Linked DNA regions of Homo sapiens: region 1 is linked to region 2. Evidence: read pairs that join two places in POLR2A ChIA-PET (ENCODE). Cell type or tissue: IMR-90. All regions are shown on one strand. Each heading gives the region's core, and the rest is flanking DNA. Links, peaks and the distances in the headings are about the cores only.

Region 1 (7,254 bases), core at 2,113-4,612, 110 kb before region 2:
TAAACATAAAACAATCATTGCTTTAGGAAGGTTTAAAGAGATTTTGAAACTCTACTCTTATCAGCCACCTCCAGAACAGTCTCAAAGCACAGGCTTTGGAGTCAGCCAGCCTGGGTTCAAATCTCAGCTTCCCCACTGCACATATGTGACCTTGGTGCCAGGTTCCTCATCCCAGAAATGGGCAGGGAATAGCACCAACCTCCTAGGCCATTGTGAGATGTGAATGAGACACTGCTTGTAAAAGGTGCACACAGTAGGTGTTCAATAAACAGTAAAGATAGCTATCATGTGTTATTTTCCCCTCCCCTCCCCTCCCCTCCCACCTCCTCTCTCTCTTCCTCTCTGGGGCTATCTAGGTCTTTCTCCTACATTGCCATTCAGTTTGTTCAGGGAATACAAACTGATTTAGACTGAGGAGCAGCCACACCCCTTAGGGATCCTCTTGGCACAGGTAGAGGTTCTCCCAGTCGTTGGCCTGAATATTAGTGGTAGGAGTGGGGAGCAGGGATTTCTGTCGTTCACTGTCACTTCCCCAGTGCCTAGAACCGTGCCTGGCACCTGGTAGGTGCCCCATAAATATACTGACTGACTGAATATAGTTAAAGGGACCTGCCCTGCACCCCTCTCCTGAACAGGCAGCTGATGAGACCCAGGTGAACATCTGACCCACAGAACATTCAACTACAGCCAGAGTGGCCTTCTGAGAGTGACCGAAGGAAGCCAAGGGAAAGTTCTAATCAACTGCAGGAGTCTGAGATGATGGCTTCATGGATTCTGGGGCTGCTGAGCCACCATGTCAGGCTATGTGCAAGCCAGGGCCAAGGGAGAGGAAGGAGCAGGATGGACATGAGGATGGAGCAGATCCTCAGCGCCAAGAGCCCTAGACTATTGTCACTCCCGTTGGCTTCCCAGGTCTGAGGACAAGTTCCAGGAGGCCCTCTGGATGGACTGCCAGGGTGCCGGGTGGTTCCCTGCCTGGAGCATCCCTAAACCAATCCACTGAATACAGTGGGTCTTCGTTCCTTCCATCTGAAAAAGTCACTGCCTGGAACAGCGCAGCCTGCTGCTTCCCAGCAGAGATCTGGGCAGAATGCCAGGTTGGGGATGACTATGATGATGGGACTTAATACCACTCATGTGGGGGCCTTGGGGTGAGGCCAAAAGGAGGAGGACCGACAGTGACAAGGCGCTGGCAGGCCTGTGCCAGCAGCACTGTCCCACCCCATGTTCCCCTATGCGTTAAGGATCGCTGTCCCCGTTTTATCACAAACAAGGTGGGCCTCAGAGCAGTCAGGTGACATGCCCAAGACCACACTGCTGGTGAGGCGAGGCGTGGGACCCCCAGGCATGGGCTCTGCCCAGCACCAGGTCAGGCTCCAACTTAACCACCAGATCCTCCAGGGTCAGTGTCTGGTCCATGTCCCGCTGAATCTCCACTTCGCCCTTGTGGGTCATTTTGGAGGCTGGAAGTCTGCACGGCTCCTTCTGTTGCTGCTCAATGATATTCAGGCCCTGAAGAGGTGGAGCAGGCCAAGCTGAGCCCAGTTAGGGGGCCTCTGGCCATCAAAAGCCCAAGTGCTCACTTTCCTCCCTTGAGGCCCCTCTCTTGTGGTTCCCCTCTCCTCAAAACTTTTACTTCCGCCATACCCCTCCTCTGGGAAGCCCTCCACCCTTAGCGCTACCTCTCCGTATTCCACTGATTCACCCTTCAAGTCCTGCCTCCTCCGGGAAGCCTTCCCGGATTTCGCTTTCACTCACAGGTCAATTCAACCTCTGACGGTACCTCATCCTTTTCTGGGAAGGGTGTGGTGTTGCTGAAAGAGTGCAGGCTCTGGAGTTCCCACTGGGCCATTAATAAAGATTCATAAGATGGTATGGCCTGGGGCAAGCACTTAGCTGCTCTAAGCCTCAGTTTATCTGTTCTGTAGGAATTTAATTTAAAGCACTATATTAAACAACATATATAGAGTGCTTAGCCTGGAACATGGCTCATAGTAAATGCTAGTTGTGAGTCTTACTGTCGATCAATGTCACTCTATCTGCAATACTTCCTGAAAACCTGTCTCTCCTTTTCTAACAACCCCTGGAGAACAGGAGGTCTGCTCCTCTCTGGTGGGATCAGCCTCGTGGGCATGAGATCTGTGCAATCGCACAGGGCCCTGCACTTAGGAGGCCCACGCTTGGTTTAGCGCTCTGTTGTTGTCACCTTGAAATTCTTAGCAGTTGTTGAACAAAGGGCCCCACATTTTCATTCTGCACTGGCTCCCACAAATTACAAAGCCAGTCCTGATCCCTGGCCCCCACAGAGCCTGGACAGAAGCTCAGCCTATAGTGGACAGATTCACCTGATGGACTCTTGGTTATTCATTCTAATCAGTTCAGTGTCTTCCAGAGCAGGGGCTGGAGTGCCTCGCCCCATCCCAGTGGCCTCAGCCCCTAAATCAGTCCCTTCTTCTCTCACTGGGCCACCAACAAACATGAGGTGAGCATTCTCCAAAGCCTGCTCAGTGCCACAGCTTCCCTGTCCCAGAGCAGTTCCCAGGCAGGGAGAGACCCATGGATACAGGGTATATGGGGACACAGCTGTGAACCCAGGGGCTATGGGGCCCCTCCCCCAACCTGGGGTACCAGGAAGACCTCCAGGCTTTTCCAGGGCATCTGAAGCTGGGATCGGAAAAGAGGTACCTCAGGACTCCGGACTCTAGGTCTCACCACAGTCCTCTCCCAAGCCCCCCACCCCACAGTCCAGCTCAACTGAAAACCAAGTGTGTCACATCTCTACCAAGCTCTCCATTCCCAGTCCCTTTCATTTCCACCCCTTCTCCTGTTTCTCTTGTGGGGAGGGTCTCTCTGACTCCCTATCTGCCTTCTCTGTTTCCTTGTTTCTGTCTTTCTGAATTCCTCCTCCCTCCCTCCCTGTCTCTGTCTCTCCCTCTTCCACTCTCAGGCCACCCACTCTGCCCCTACATCCCCTCACCCATCCCGACTGGGCTCAGCACTCACCCTTTTCTCCTCCTGGTCCCGCCAGCGGGCCAGCTCCTGGGGGGCCAGCTGCATCGAGCTCATCCGCACCAGGTCGTAGGGGGTGACATCTCCATGAACCACTTTGAGAAACAAGTCCTGGTGGGGGCAGGGGGCAGGGCTGCACCACACGCTGAAAGAGCTCCCCCACCCTAGCATCCTGCAGGGGCTCTGAGATTCAGAGAGGGGACGCAGCCCAGCCCAAAGCCCTGCTCACCAGGTTCCTGGGGTCCCGCAGGTTGAACAGCAGGCTGCGATACTTGGTCTTGTACCGGCCATTGGTGCCTTGTGTCAGGTCCCAGAGGGCTGCCTCAATGCCAGCAGCAATGCCCTCCACCACCTCCTCACTCAGCACTGGGTCTGGGAGCTCCCGAAGGCTGTGGAGGCCAGGGCAGGGCGGGGGCACTGAGCCCAGGAGGCTCTCCAGGCACTTAGTCCCAGAGGGAGGCAGCTGGGTGGGCGGCAGGGTCTGGGCCAACTTGTTCCTGTCGTGGGTGTTTCCCTGCAGGAACCTACTTATTCTCACCCCAACTCCGTGAGGAGGAAATAGGATCATTCTCCTTTTATGGATGGGGTTACTGGGGCTCAGGGAAAATAAGAGGCTTACTCACAACTGTGTAATTAGTGGCAAAAGCAAGATTTGAAACTCGACTGTCTGACTCACCAGCCTGTGCCCCGTCTCTGGCTCACGGGATGTGTGGAGGGGAGGAAGCCGGGGTCAGGTCAGAGTAAGGCAGGAGTCAGGGGGAGAGAATGGAGCCCTGGCCCTCGGTGTCATCTGTCATTGACTTGCTGTGTGGCCTTTGCAAAGTCCAACCCTCTCTGAGCCTTGGTCTCCCCATCAGCAAATGACAGCTCTGGGCTCAGATCTCTGAGCCGCTCCCAGCACACACTCTACGTGAAAGCATTTGCTGCGGGTGACATTGATGTGGATGGACCTGAGCCGAGGCTGAGAGCTGCAGCAGCTAAGTGGGGAAGCACAGCCTTAAAGCCAGAGAGACCCAGCTTCAAATTTCAGCTCTCCACTGGCTCTTGGTATGGGCAAGGGACCTGGCACAGCTACCAAATGGGGTTAGCCAGACACCCAGAAGCCCTTAGAACATGGCAGGGCCCCGGAGGCGGGGGCATGTGAGGGCGGCCCTTGGGATGTCAGGGGAGTGGGGAGCAAGGCCTCACCGAGTCCATAGTACCTCCTGCATGGAACGGACAACAGTGCCCCGCACCCCAATATACAGGGATGGCTTCTCCTGTTGGAGCTGAGCTGTAGGGAGAGAGCGTCACAGGCTCCCAGGGGTGCCCAGGGGAAAGGGGAGGGGGCTGACTCAAGGCTGATGGGTTTAGGCAGACAGGAGAGGGGTCCCACCCTCAAAGACCTAGACCCCTCCCTCTATCCATCTGGGAGCCAAGCCCAGGCAGCCAGTGGCCCCCACCCCTTCCCCCACCCCTTTGGGGAGGAGCTATAGGCTGATGGGATGTGGGGAGAGAAGAATCATAGCAGGGGCTGGGCCCAGGAGCTGGGCCTGAGTCCTCCCCAGACCCCAGCAGTCTCTGGAAGCAGAAGAGGCTCCCTCCAGGGCCCTTCACCTGAGTCCTCTGGCTGCTCCGGAAGAGAATCCTCTTCAGCCTCCATTGGGCCACTCTGTAGGGGAGGCGTGAGGAATTGAGGCTGTGCTGGTGGGCCTGGCTTCCAGCCCAGGGGACACTGCTTCCTCTAGTCACCTCCCCACTCCCACGTCCTCCCTGACCCATGCTCCAGTGAAGGAGGCACATGGCCGGGGCAGAACAACTTGCCTGGGAACATGCAGGGTCCGAGCTGGGGTCGCCAAGGGCCAGGGAACCGCTTCTTGGAGGGTAGAAGGGGTCAGAGAGGCCACCAGGGTCCCCTGCTGTGCCTCCTGAAGGAGAAGGCTGGAAAACCTTGGGGCAGGGAGCAGACAAGCTATTGGCCGGAAATGGAGGCCAGGGACTGTTCCCTCCCCAGATGTACTGGAGGCCCAGCCCCTCCCTCCTCCAGTCCACCCTGAATTCAGAGCTGCAGAAAGTAGTACACATGGAGCCCAGGCCAGCCATGCAGGCTGGGGCCGAACCCTGCCTCTGGCTATTCTGAATGACCGCGAGCAAGTGGCACCCTCTCTCTGAGCCTCAGTGACATCTCTGTGAATCAGGTGTGAAGGTGCCTCTCTCAGCAGGATTAAATGACATCACTTGTTCTGTACCTGGCACCCAGCAGGGCCCTGCACCATGGGCCTTTTCTTCCTTCTGAGCCTCTGGGCAGGTGAGGGTGAGCTGACCTCCATCAAGTCCTCTAGAACCTCCAGCTTTGGTGGCAGCTGCCCCCCTGCCTGGCCGTGGCTGATGGCCCCCAGGAGCTGGATCACTGGCCCGGAACCCAGCTGCGGGGGAGATCGCACTTCAGAAGCAAGCGGGGCCAGCCGCTGTCCCCGCCTTCAGAGTGCTCGCCTCATCTGTAATTGTTGAACATCTCTCTCCCACTGGAGTGTAAGCTCCGTGAGGATAGAGAACATGCCTGTCCTGGTCCCCGCTGTATTTGCAATGCTTGGAAAAGGCCTGGCACATAGTGTTCAGTGAAAGTTTGCTACCTGGCTAGCCTCTGTCCCAGGAGAGGGGCCTGTCTCCATCCGCATCCTTTCTCAACTTCCCCCTTAACCCCCAGTCACATTCATAGTTAACTGAACTCTGTGCCAGGACCCTCTCACTCTTCTTCTGACCACAGATGCATCTCATCAGGAGGGACATACCTTGTTCTGACTCCCCCTCCTCCTGCTCAAAGCTCTGTCATGCCCCTTTCAGGGGTCACTGACTTGTTGTCTGCCTCTCCCTTGAAGCAGCCAAATGCAGGCATCTGTAAGGCTTACACTCTGTAAGGCTGCTGATCACTCCCCTATTGCCCATAAAAGAAATCCCTTCATGACCATTTCAAGGTGCAAAGTAGATTTTGTTCTTCTAATGAACTACGGAATCTGTCCCGCTCGGCTTTTTGCTATGGCTGCCAGGAAGCTCAGTGTTAACTTTGAGCCTGGCAGGTGTACCTTTCCAGGATTGGTAGAGAGCAAGGTGTTGTTGTAACAAGATCCCCCACCTCCTTCCTCTTTTCTTGCTTTCTTTAGGCTTTTAGCCCATTTTAAGTGTGTTTCAATTCTTTTCATTTATTGCAAACCACAGGGAATTGTTTTAAAAGTAGGTGAGTCTGAAAACTAATCCTTGAATGAATGATCATGAAATGGTCAGGTTCCAAGGTCTGCAGGAAACTAAAAGTCTAAGATCCAACATTATAGAGGGAGGGGAGCACTAGGATCCACTGGGGGAGGGCAGGCTGGGTGGGGGTAGGATCTCCACATCTACTGTGGAGGAGCCCTCCCACTCCACCCCACCTGAGGCAAGGGAGAAAGAAAAGCAATAATAAAATGTAAAAACCTACGTAGCACACAAGCTTCACTCCATGGGGTATTTTCACTTCCTCCTTGGAGAGAAAGAGGATGCAGAGATTAGAATCCAGAGGACCCAGCCACCCCATGGCAGGGAATTCACAAAAAGAAGACAATCTTGTTGAAAGGGTGTGTGTTCAGTGTTCACTGAGTTGTACTTACAGCAAAAAGTTGTCCATCAAAGGGGAAATGGTTAATAAAAAATATGTCCATCAGGCCAGGTGCAGTGGCTCACGCATGTAATCCCAGCACTTTGGGAGGCTGAGGCGGGTGGATCACCTGAGATCAGGAGTTCGAGACCAGCCTGGCCAACCTGGTGAAACCCCGTCTCTACTAAAAATACAAAAATTAGCTGAGCATGGTGGCGGGTGCCTGTAATCCCAGCTACTCGGGAGGCTGAGGCAGGAGAATAACTTGAACCCAGGAGGCGGAGGTTGCAGTGAGCCAGGATCGTGCCACTGCACTCCAACCTGGGTGACAGAGTGAGACTCCATCTCAAAAAAAAGGCCCATCAAAGGGAAATGGTTAATAAATGGTGACACTTCATACTACGAATTCTATGTGGCTTATAAAGGGTAAGGAAGTCATCATAAAAATTACCACTTGTTGAGGGTTTATGAAGTAGCTGGCCCCACAGAAGCACATCATTCATGCTATTAAGGTCTCAGAATGACACCATGAGGTATATACTATTTCTATCCCCATTTTACAGATGAGGAAACTGAGGCTCCAAGAGGATCTGAAAAGTCCTATAGCTGCTAAGCTGCAGAGCTAGTATTAGAACCTA
Region 2 (6,723 bases), core at 1-2,500:
ACTTTACATATAGGGGGCAGTTTGGAAAACACATACCACAAGCATTTCTCAAGTCGAAAATATGTGAATTTGCTGCTGCTCCTTTGACGGTTCCTGAAAATTCAGAGTACAAGTCCTAAAATAAAAATTTTAAGCTACCAGCATTCTCTGATACTAGACAGAAAATCAGAGTAACGCTACAGCCCACAATTCTACAGGGTGTAAAAAGTACGCTCACTGCCTGGACATCTTTATTGATGGCCTGGAGTCCTCCCTTTTAGAAGACAAGTTTCTGGGATAACCACTTAGCTTCATTGGTTAGGGAAGAGAAGAATTCGACTCTCAGGTAAGTTGAGAAGAGACTCCTCTTAAAATGCCATTTCTCCACTAATTTATCAAAATAAAAACAAAACAAAAGGCTCTTGGCTACTTTGCCTAGTATTAGATAGGGTTTTGAAGAAACTAACATGAACACCCTTTCATCAGTAAAGACTAAAAACCACCTGGAAAATATATATATATATATATATATTATATTATATATATATATATATATATATATATATATATATATATATATATATATATATATATATATATATATCACTGCTGTTTTTTTGGTGTTGTTTTTTGTTTTTTTTTTTTTTTTATCTAAAAGTGCCCAGGTGGGCTTAAGGCTGCCAGACTGCACGCACATCTACAGCAACAAGGGCTTCTATTCCATCTACAACTTGGATCGGGGGAAAAGGGAGATGTAGGAGAGGAAGGAAAAAAGAGGGGAAAAATATACCACCAACCCTCCCCCACAAAAAAAGGGAAAAAAAAAATCCCACCACAGGGAGATCTATGTGCCAAGCATAATGGAAGAGTGTGCTCCCCAAACAGATGGTTTTGCACAGGCTAATGTTCTGCTGGTTTTCCTTAGAGACCTATTTTGAAAAAGTTTAAAAAGACAGGAGATTTCAAAATAATTCAATCCTGGCAGAAATTCAAACTCCAAAACTAGGAGCAAAATCATCCTTCACTGAATTAATTCCTTTTCTCTTTCTCTTTTCTTAAACATTTTATTCATTTTATAGAGAGATTTCTTTTTTGTTTGCTTTTGTTCCAATCATTAGGAGAGTGGTTGAGGAGTACTGAATCCATCACTACTTTGATGACACAGGTAATATTCCAGATTCACATTTCCAGGTACCAAGAGTTCCCTCTAAATGGCACAATCAAGTCAGCCTTCGTTTACATTTCCTTCTACTGAACACAGCAATGCCCATTGGTATCTCTGAAGCGTAATCGCATCTTAGGTCGGTATTTCTCCAAATAAAGCAGCTGTTTGGAATTGAACGCTCCCCTTCTTTTTCTGAAAATACAAGAATGGCAAACTTTATCATGTAAAAAAAGAGCTGTCTGATTCACTGAAATGCATTATTTACATCCTAAAGCCTTTCTAATTCCACACAGCTGAAAACCAGCATATTTCCCATACTACAACAATTCTTAAAGAGCTAAGTTGCAACATGAACTTTCTAAGCCCTCCTAGAAGGAATAGAAAAATTTTTCTTGCTGACTGTCATTATAGTCTATTAACCATTTAATAAAGATCAGAATAGTTTCTACTTTCGTTTTCTTTTTTTAAAGGAAGGGTTGAAAGGGAAAGGGCAAGACAAAAATTGTCAAAGAATTCTGGATAACAAAATAGCATGATTCGTTATTCCAGATCAATGTCAAGATCCTGTCTGTGCACTACCATCCTGATTTTGTCCCTGAATAGATCACTTAAGAGTCCCAGGTGAGGCCAGGCGTGGTGGCTCACGCCTGTAATCCCAGCACTTTGGGAGGCCGAGGTGGGCGGATCACGAGATCAGGAGATTGAGATCATCCTGGCCAACATGGTGAAACCCCGTCTACTAAAAATACAAAAATTAGCTGGGCGTGGTGGTGCGTGCCTGTAGTCCCAGCTACTTGAGAGGCTGAGGCAGTAGAATCGCTTGAACCCAGGAGGCAGAGGTTGCAGTGAGCCGAGATTGAGCCACTGCACTCCAGCTTGAGCAACAGAGCGAGACTCCATCTCAAAAAAAAAAAAAAGAGTCTCAGGTGATTAACTGCTCCTCTACACATTCTTCTTGCCTCCTCCTAACAGAGAATTATATTTGGAAGGTATTTGGAATCTATTAAAAGGGGCATTTTTGAGATTCCTAGATACTCAAAACAATATACTGGACACAGTCTATAATGTCCAAATTAGAAAACTTTTGAATCTGGAAACCAGCTGTACTGAGTCTCTATCACTTGCTCTAAATTTTTTACATCTTCAAATAATACTTCAAGCCAAAAAAAGCAAATTATCCCATACTATAAATGAATATCCCTTCCATAATTCCTTCCTCATGCATGATCTTGCTTTCTGTGTTTCTGAACACAAAAACTTCATACTCACTGTCTTATAAACTGAACTGCATCTTCGTACTTCATTCCACATTCAATCAAAGCAAGTGCAACCAGCACAGGTGCCCTGCAGAAAGAAACCTGTATGTAAGTATCCATAAGTCTTGGAGTGAAAGGATTTTTAAAAACCTGTAACTGCATATTACCAATGCAACGCATGAGCTTTCTTTTTCCTGTATACTAAAGTAGCTGGTATCTGCCTAATACAGTAAATATATCTCATCATCATTAATTCTATGATTTTTTTTTTTGGCGGGGCAGGGGACAGGGTCTCGCTCTATCACCCAGGCCAGAGTGCAGTGGCACAATCACGGCTCACCGCAGCCTCAACCTCCCAAAGCTCAGGTGATCCTCCTGCCTCAGTTCCTCAAATAGCTCGGACTATAGGTGCCCGCCACCATGCCCAGCTAATTTTTGATTTTTAATAGTTAGTAGAGACGGGGTTTCTCCGTGTTACCCAGTCTGCTCTTGAACTCCTAGGCTCAAGCAATCTGCCTGCCTCCGCCTCCCAAAGTGCTGGGATTACAGGCGTGAACCATAGCGCCCAGCCTGATTATCTACTTTTAGTAAAGCACTAAATTCTAAACCTTAAGAAATCTTTACTCTTTAAAACATCACATTATATATTAAATTCTCTCATCACTAGATATGATCAAAAATCCTTCATTGGCCTTTAGCCATTATCACAGTAAAATAAATGACCAAACATATTACTTATCTCCAATGTGTCAGAATTTTCATTACCAATTGATTTTAATATTTCCTTATCAAATGCTAAAAAGGTGCTAGACGTTTTCAAGAAAATCCTTTTGATGAGCTAGGAAAATGCCCAAGAATTGATGACTAGAAGAAGTTCTATCTTTTTAAAAAAATTTAACAAAGGAAATGATGTTTTTATAAAGCCCATTACAGGGCACCAATTTTGGGCTACCTAAAACTAGGATAGCTACTAGTTATAAAACTGCCAACTCACGTTACAACATTATCTTCAACCTTCAGGATAAGGACTAAAACTTCTAACCTTATGAACAAACAGTACCACACTACAAAAAAGGAAATAGCAAACAAAAGGGCAGAGCAGAACTAACAGCTTGAGTAATCACCACCTTGAGGCAATGGCAGCCTACACTAATGTTTTGAGTCAAAGTGTGCATCCTAAATTGGCATTTAATCTGCTGCTGATGACAGCGTTGCAACACCATTCTAAGCAATGCTCAGGGGAAAAGGTTTTAAGATCAAAGTCAATTCTTGTCCATACATCTTCTTTCAAGAGTTTAAAGTTCAGATATCTGCTATCTATTAACTTCCCATTCATCTCAGTCCAAAATTAACCATGTATAGATTCATCAAACTCTAAAATTATTTTAATTTTGTTGCCAATTTCAGTGACCTGAACTTTTGATTACTTGAAATAGGGAGAAAAATAAAACACCCACAATCCAGGCTGGCATCAGAATCAGACAACCAGATGAAATGAACAGGCTCTTTTGAGAAATCATTACACTAGTTTTTCCTCTCATTTCCTTTCCTTTCAGGTAATTTAATGTTATTTAGTATAATATATGCAAATGTCTACCAAAGTGAAACTTTCAACTAACTTAGGCATGGTAATGAATTCAGACAAAAAGGGTAATAAAGGTAAGAGTTTACCTTCCCAATCCTGCAACACAATGCACTGCAACACAGCAACCTGGCTCTTCACGAAATTTGGTTTTTAACAGGTTTAACCAATCATCTACTATCTGATTAGGGGGTGGAGCTCCATCATCAAATGGCCAATCCTGAAAAGAAATGACCTTTTACATTAAATTGATATTTTCTCCATGATTAACATCCTAATACAGAATACCTGCACACAGTACACACGGCAGGCCTAACTGAACTAACTGCACTATATATACCTATTGTTAACACAATTCTGATCATTGCTGTAAAATGATCCAGGATTGAAATTAAAGTTTGCCAAATAAATTACCCTTCTCAATGCAGTGTCGCACACATCTGAATTTACAAAAACTTACAGAAATCTCTATCAGAGTCATAAGAGCTAGTGTTCTCCCAAAAATGATATCTGAATAGAGTAGTAATTAGACATAATAGACAAAACTGTAATTAAAGCCAAGACAAAGTAACAGAGGACACAGCACATGTCAACATGATTTAAAAGTCCACTCTGGCAAAGCATACCAACTGGTGTCTCATTGGTCTCTACAGATAATTGAAGATTATAATTCAAGATAACTAAGTTATGACATCTTTAGAGAAAGGTTATCTGATAAGAAATCTCCAATAGTTAGTAAATCATAACAGAAACAAACTACCATCTTTGTGCTTATTAAAAGGCAAGCAGTGAGTATTTTTAAAGTGCTTACTAAATTATATATGTCCCCATTTAACAAGGACAGGGCTGCATGACAGGGTCCTGGGCAAATGGAGACCATTTTGTCAAGTATCCCTTTCTCTTTCTGTATTCACCTATTTGGGCTATCTTTCAATTAAGACTAATCCCACGAGCATTCACAGTATAGGCAGGGGTTTATCTTCCTCACTACTTAGCAAGAGGTCCTAAGAAACCAACACAAATGGGGAGTGGAGGAGGGGGACTGGGGGCTGACATTTTACAAGCCTTCCCTCCTGCCATCTAAGCTTCAAAGATAGAAATGCAAAAACACTGTTAGGAATTTTTTTAAAAACATAAGGCTATTCTAATGAGATTGGATAAGGACACTTTAAGATATTAGGGGAGGAAAAAGAGAAAAGTGACAGAGCATTAAATTGATTCTGCATTCATTATTGGCACCACTAGAACACTTCATGTAGCCCATTAGCCAAAACAGTACATGATTGAGTTGACAACTACGCCCCATAATTAAAGGACTGTGTTATTATAAATGTCACTAGAGAGTTTAACTGTAAATAGCAATAAAACCAGTACCTTAGTCAAGAGCTTACTTCCTCTAATACTCCCTAAAATGCACCTAGTTAAGAAACAATATAAAACATGCTTCACTTACTCATATAAGTAGTGTCTATTTTTAAAAAAATCATTAATCATTTAGAAACATCTGAACCTCAAATTGATACAGCTAAAACCACCATTAGTCTATTCCAATGTGTGTCTGGTTTGCAAGAGCATTCAGAGGACTGACAGGCCTTATTTGGGGATATCCTCTTACCATGAAATGTTCCAAAACCCTCCTCACCTAGCAAAATTAGATTAACTCTTAAAATCTCTGTCTGGGAAAAGGAAATTCCAAGCTTAAGGCTAAATGCCCTTGTTTTTTCAAGTGTAAGTTAAACCTTTCATTTTATCTGATCATAGCTATTTATTTATTTGTTTGTTTGTTTGTTTTTAATGACTTATTTTCCTCTGGGTAGATACCCAGTAATGGGATTGCTGGATCAAATGATAGTTCTACTTTTAGTTCTTTAAGGAATCTCCACGCTGTTTTCTATAGTGGTTGTACTAGTTTACATTCCCACCAGCAGTGTACAAGTGTTCCCTTTTCACCACATCCCTGACAACATCTATTTTTTTTTTTAATTTTTTGATTACGGCCATTCTTACAGGAGTAAGGTGGTATCATATTGTGCTTTTGATTTGCATTTCCCAGATCACAGCTATTTAAAACAAAACAAAAACCTAAATTTAAAGGCCTGGAATAAATCTTAGGCCTACCATTATCTTCCTCAAACTAGTTCAAGTTCTTTAGTTCATTTCTATTTCACAAAGATGTTTACCAACATTACTGACTCAAACAGACTATGGTCAATCCAGTCATTTTCTCACTCTGCCATCTGTCAAAACAAGTTGATTTTTGCTCACTAGAGAACATATTCATAATGCAGCAAAATAAACTTGTATGCAGCTTATTTTCGGAAGTTTAAATTTTATTACTACTTTTTAAACACAGGGCTGCATTTGACATGTTTACACTCATTCCCAGTGATTTCCAGCAGTGGACAGTAAAGTCATTTAGAAATTTGACTGCAAGCAAATTATTACCATGCCAAACTATTAAAACACATTATTGACTGATTGACTGACAAGGTCTCTGTCACCCAAGCTGGAGCACAGCAGCACAATCATGGCTCACTGCAGCCTTGACCTCTCGGGTTCAGGTGATCCTCCCACCTCAACCTCCCAAGTAGCTAGGACTATAGGTGCATGCCATCACGTCCAGCTAATTTTTGTATTTTTCGGAGAGACAGGGTTTCACCATGTTGCCCCACTAGTCTTGGAACTCCTGGACTCAAGTGATCCACCTACCTTGGCCTCCCAGAGTGGTGGGAACAGGCATG

What was found. Peaks named below come from ENCODE experiments on the same cell type or tissue, not always from the same donor. Only the 100,000 strongest peaks of a DNase experiment are listed, where the experiment ranks them.
Region 1: POLR2A ChIA-PET joins it to region 2 with 7 read pairs; 8 of 35 experiments call an interaction of 5 or more read pairs at or near these places.

What each region holds. Positions count from the first base shown.
Region 1 is chr1:31,795,204-31,802,457 of GRCh38, forward strand. SPOCD1 (SPOC domain containing 1) reads right to left here. Exons shown (of 16, transcript NM_144569.7): 3 at 6,461-6,502; 4 at 5,238-5,414; 5 at 4,813-4,938; 6 at 4,606-4,660; 7 at 4,198-4,282; 8 at 3,239-3,398; 9 at 3,004-3,120; 10 at 1,387-1,512. Among named protein-coding and RNA genes, the nearest start is that of SPOCD1, 17 kb to the right of the region's middle. In IMR-90, for the core only: no CTCF peak of the experiment used is centred there; a DNase peak (open chromatin) is centred at 3,628; H3K4me3 peaks cover 1,836 bases; H3K27ac peaks cover 2,500 bases.
Region 2 is chr1:31,907,625-31,914,347 of GRCh38, forward strand. It overlaps PTP4A2 (protein tyrosine phosphatase 4A2), which reads right to left. Exons shown (of 6, transcript NM_080391.4): 4 at 4,072-4,202; 5 at 2,414-2,488; 6 at 1-1,336. The coding sequence ends at 1,228. Among named protein-coding and RNA genes, the nearest start is that of PTP4A2, 27 kb to the right of the region's middle. In IMR-90, for the core only: no CTCF peak of the experiment used is centred there; no DNase peak of the experiment used is centred there; H3K27ac peaks cover 160 bases.